2 separate regions of the Homo sapiens genome follow, and region 1 is linked to region 2. A link is a contact called in ENCODE Hi-C data. All regions are on one chromosome and are shown on one strand. The core of a region is the stretch at or near the end of the contact, and the rest is flanking DNA. Distances in the headings are between cores, read along the strand shown.

Region 1 (2,700 bases), core at 136-2,635, 620 kb before region 2:
TTACATATTTCAGTCATTGCATTTAGCACAGTATATACTCTCTCTCCTTTGGCACAGAGACTAAGGAAGAAAATCACCGGCACTGTGCACTCTCGGGTCTTATTTACTCACTAGGTGTTATTACTCTGTCCTTTTCCTGTCCTGTTCAGGAAAACATACCTGAATCCAAGTGAGTGAAAGTGTGGTTATCACCCAAGTTATCTTGAATTTATTTAGTCTGTTTTTTTAAAAGGGAATAATTTGCAACCTCTTAGACCTTATTAAATTCTGTACTTAACACTAAATACTTACACTAAATACTCTTTAGAACTAATCATGACATACCTTATATCTGATGATGACAAACCAGCATGTTATAGATGGAGACACACTGATTTTAGCATATATTGTGATTTAAGCATTACAGCTGTTTGTTCCACCAGACTATTTATTTCTTGAAAGCCAGGACTATTTTATTCACCTTTTTCCTTTTGTTGTTCTAGAGTAATGATTTAAACATTTGCCTACTTTAGCTACTAAATTAAATTTTGAGAGCATTGCCAGGGAAGAATCAAACACCCTCTACTGGCATTAATACTTTCTCTTTTGGCCCATGCACTGGTAATGCTAAAACATCAAATGTCATGCTGATGTTTTTATAACAAGACCGAGATTGCTTTACCTTGTTTTACTTGTGTTACTCACTATTCTAATGATTTTTTTTTTCCGTCTTAAGAATGTATTCATCATGTTGGGAATAAGAAATTTAGTAAACATGCTATAATGTAATTTTCCTTACCTGTAATTTTAGTAAGCTATATGCAGTATGCGTGAAGTTTGTGACTTAACCAACTAAAACCATGTATTTTTTTTTAAAAATGAAAATTCTAGAGATAAATATTGATGGAAATATTTTTTAGTCTTAACCTGTGACTGTGCTACAAATCTGAAAGATACAAATAGAGCTTTAAGTTTTACATTCACTACACTGAAATATAGTCAAGAAAGAATTCGACCTGAATTCTTTAATAAGCACAATGGAAGGGTTGTTTACTTTTGAGAACTAATAACTGCCCCATTCTTTGTGATTGTCTGCTTACATAATTTGTTATAAAAGAATGCTTCTAGGTAAACCCTCTCTCCAGAATGCTGGTGGTTTGTTCTATTCTGCTTGGGAAGGGTTAAGAGGAGACAACATCCTGTCAAAGACCTTGTTTTTAATTTTGCTTCTCACACTGGCACAGATCCTGCTAAGAGCAGCCCAGATTAGTTCGGAAAACCTTTGAAGAGATTTAAGATGTCCTTCAGCCAGTTTGAAGGTTTTTGTCTTGCAAATCCAGTACAAGGGCGCCTGCAGGCATCTCGACCCTTGCTGTGCTGCTGATGCAGCTCAAGGTCACACTAACCCGCCCTGTGACATTCAACAACAACAAAAAAATTATGCGGTGAAACTGCCTCAGCGTTCAACCAACCAACAACTTCCTTTAGTGAGGAACTGAGGAAGAAGACTTTTTTACCCCCCTTTTTCTTCTTTGGGGGGCTCTGTGAATTTTTGCTGTAGGAAATAATCCCGGATTTCTGGTGTGTGTGATGACAAGGTCATCTCTTAATTAGAACACATGTAAAGAACAAAGCTAAATGGCTTCAAAACAGCTTTGTAGTTGATGGAGAGGATTTAAATTATTTAAAGAGATAGTCACCCATGTATGATGGAAGCTGAATTCTAAAGGCATTAACTCCTTCATTCCTATCTATTTGTCATTGCTTTGAATTCCTTATGTCTGACTTTAGAGGGTTGCATTCTAAACTTAAGAGAATTTATAAATGCCCAGTTTTTAAATGATGAAATATAATTTATAAATCAAATTCTCAGATAAACTTTTCATGGAGAAGTTTTCTCCCCATGACATCTATCTCCTAGAAACATTATCACATGGCTGGACTTAGGAACTAGGAGTTACACACTTTTCCCTCTGGCAACTGTGATTTATTTATAATGTGTTGGAGGTGGGTGAGTAAAGTGCTTCTTTATTGCCTCACCTTCTCTCTTCCTCACTTTTATCCATTTGTGATTTAGAAGTCTAGTTAAGCAATTTTCTCCTGCCTCTTTAGAAATAACAGCACGTATCATTCAGGTTTCTCAACTTTCAAAGAACTGATGTAGGAAGACCATCTTTTTTCTATGGAAAAAAAATTAATCTTAGTTAAAAATGGACTTTAAGAAAGTTGTTTCTGAACATGCATGACATTTTAAGGCACAATGAAACCATGTCCATGAACACTCGGTAGCCATATTGGATCTGCTCCCCTTGGTGGGGCTTGTTTCCCCATGTTCCTCCTTCACTGCCTGCGAATGTTAACTACCAAATAAATTAGTTGGACAAAGTCCAAGTGCATTGGCTTTCTGTGCTTGAGACTTAATGTATATCACCTCTGCAGGATTGGAGCAGAACAATCTAAGAGAGTAATTTTGTGGTTGATATTTTCTTTATGTGTATTATGTATAGAAGCACACATGGCAGTTATTTTTTTATCCACAAAATGACATTGTGTAGAGAAAGTTACCTTCAACATTATGATATTAGCAAAGCAGTTTTCTCAGAATTTATACCCAGTTGCTTTTTGACTGAAGTAGAATCAGGACAAGTACAATATTTTAAGTGTGATGATTTAAACTGATATTTTGGATTTTGTGGGCGACACTTAAGAAATTTGTTTGAG
Region 2 (2,700 bases), core at 85-2,584:
CTCCAGCCCACTGCCCATTACAAGTAATACTTAAGAACTAAGTGCTTGAATTCTTCACTCCTTATAAGAATCTTATTGAACAGCACTCACTATAGACACACACTTTTTATATTTCGCATTATGAAATACTTAAAAATGCGCAAAAGTAGAGAGAACATTACAATGGATCCCTATCAACCAGAATTCAGCTTCCATAATCAAAATTCACATTGATAAGTCAGAAATAACCAGCAATGTATTCCCACAGCAGGCTGACGTGTTGTCAACAGGGATGGTTTGATTTATATCTAAGCTGAGAAAATGGATTCAATTCTCCAGGATCTTAGTTATCGTGAACTCTAACAGCAAAAATGACAAAACCACTCTCAGAGGAGTCATTAAGTGCTACCAGTGACCAAGATGCGAGAAAAATCCTACTTCAGACTAGAACCTGAACAGCATGTCACAAGCGTCCTAAAATGGCTGTCACGTTACAGGACTTGCCCATAAGGTCAATTTTGGCCACTTAAGACTTACTTGAAGAGAGAGCTAAGGGTTTTCTTTTTAATTTCGTTTTTGTTTTTGTTTTTAATGGCCCACGTCAGTGCTAGCAATAGAGAAAATGTGTCCCTGATCCCTTGGATAAATCGAATTGACTGAAGAATGCTTGAATTCATTTATCCCAAAACAAAGGCAGACGGCTGAGGGTCACTGGAGTTTCAGGGCTGCTCCCAGCGTTGGAGCACGGACGCCAGAGCCGACTTCCCTCAGGCCCCGCACTGCGGCAGGGACCCTTCTACGGAGGATGGCTGGGGCTCCGGGAGGCTATAGGAACGCCATCTAGAAGCTAGATCTCAGGCAAACGAACGCGCTTTAAAAGGAATTAAAACGAAAGAACACAAACTCGAATCCTGGACCTGATTAGGGGCACGACCAAAGAAAGAAATAACTAACGGTTCTCACCCTCCCTTTCATTCCCTCCCGCGGAAAGAGAAAGGCTGGAACTCCGCTTCCCAGAATGCAAAGCGCGGGGCGGGGCTAAAGAGATAGCCTGTTTTCCCTCAAGTAGGATCGCGGGACCACAGGTTTGATTATAAACGCCAGTCTCTCGCCACGGCGCTCCTCCCCCTCAGTCTCACTGGTCCTGCCGGCCGTTGCGTGGAAGGGGGACTCAGTCGTCACTGGCAGCGGTTGAATGGAGGCTCTTTGCCCCGCGCCCTCACGGTAGATGAAGTCCTTGCTTTGGTCAGAGCGATAGCTTCTCCGATTGCCTCAGAGCAAGCGGACTACATTTCCCAGGGGGCTGCGGGACTGCCGGGAGGAGTGGGGGCGGTGCCTCACGTCTGGTACAGTCATCACAAGCCTGTTCGGCGGGACTGTGATGGCCAGAGAGATGACGATCTTAGGTGGGTTCCCGGGGGTCCTTGTTGCTCTTGCGGGCGTAGAGGCGATCTGAGGATGCCAGAGTGGGCAGGGGTGGTTGACTCACCTCCTGGATCTAGCTGGAGCAGCGGAAGGGGAGTCAGAAAGGTGACTTAGAGACGGTTTTCGGCTGTTCGGAGTGGATGGGGGCGGGGACGCCTCTAGGAGGGCCCCGGCCCCTGCAGGCCAAGGTAGGATAGACGGCGACCAGCTGTGTCCATCCCAGGGACATCAGGCTTAGGGAGGCGTTCCTTTCAACAGCACCTAGGTTTTTGAATTGCCTGTTGAATTGGGGCAAGCTATGGAAGGCTGCGAGAACGTGCACCTCCAGGACCCCTTTGTGGAGGAAGGGGGAGGAGCTACATCCGGATCTGTCGGCTCAGGGATGCTGAATTTGGAGGCTTTTTCCATCACATCGGGTTTGGAATTACCTATCCCCCACCCACACACACACCCACCCCGCGTCTCCAAGGTGATGAAATGCTTCTGAAATGTTGCCTGTAGCTGGAAGTGGAAAGTGGGATTCGCACTTGGTTTTATTTCTTTGAGTTATGTGTTGATGAGGATGAGCTAACAATTAGTAACACAGAGCCCTGAAAATTCATGTTTTGGGTCATATGTAATATGAGCGGACACAGGTGTATAACACAGCCTCCTGATACCAAATACGAGATTCATTAAAAACTAAAGGGGCATCTTTCTTCGCTTATGTTTACAATCTGCGTGGCATTTGTTCCTACTCTTTTTTCTTTTTTTTTTAAATTAGTATTTGTTGGGCATCTGCTATTCCTGGTCTGGGGGATACAACAGTGAACGAAACTTGTCTTCAAGAAGCTTTCATAGATGTTGCCGTCAGGGTTGCCCACCTTTATGCTTCTTCTCCCCTAAATATTACCACTGCAAGAAGGAAGTCCCTAGTTCATACTTAAATACATAAAAAGTTAACTGTGTTCTGTTTTGAAGTGACAGTTTCATATCTAAGGAACTTTCAAAATCATTTTATCCCATTTATTCATTTCATCCTTTTGAAAGGGAAAAGGAGGTGAGATACGAGGAGAGAATTTTAGACTTATAAAATAATAAAGTTTTTCTTGTGAGAATTTTAATAATGGAGCTTTTAAAAAAAGATAATCGAAGCTTTTTATAAAGCTGTAAAATCTAAATATCAATTGATCAAGAATATTAGATTATATCTGGCTTTTGCTCCAGATAAATGTTGTTTCTTGTCAGCATCTGCACAAATATTATTGAAATATTTTTACATTTTATTACATTTATTAGAGAATGACACAAACATAC

What was found. Hi-C counts contacts between places; a loop is a spot of excess contacts on that map. Pooled maps may share reads with other maps.
Region 1: a map of naive thymus-derived CD4-positive, alpha-beta T cell shows a loop between it and region 2 (3-fold over the local background). The contact joins the enhancer-like site here to the promoter of HSPA13 in region 2. A Hi-C loop is called at or near these places in 2 of 168 maps with a recorded cell type or tissue (chondrocyte and naive thymus-derived CD4-positive, alpha-beta T cell), 1 of 37 single-sample maps with no recorded cell type and 10 of 50 pooled maps.

The regions. Positions count from the first base shown.
Region 1 is chr21:15,004,181-15,006,880 of GRCh38, reverse strand. All of the region lies in intron 3 of NRIP1 (nuclear receptor interacting protein 1), which reads left to right. Among named protein-coding and RNA genes, the nearest start is that of NRIP1, 59 kb to the left of the region's middle. RefSeq lists an enhancer at 927-1,862. Within about 2 kb of position 1,385, at least 8 of the 41 ENCODE cell types and tissues checked have a DNase peak (open chromatin) inside an H3K27ac peak, as active enhancers do.
Region 2 is chr21:14,381,780-14,384,479 of GRCh38, reverse strand. HSPA13 (heat shock protein family A (Hsp70) member 13) reads left to right here and starts at 1,334. Exons shown (of 5, transcript NM_006948.5): 1 at 1,334-1,385. The coding sequence starts at 1,361. LOC105369304 (a long non-coding RNA gene) reads right to left here and starts at 1,714. Exons shown (of 2, transcript XR_007067924.1): 1 at 1-1,714. RefSeq lists enhancers at 798-927, 1,318-1,627.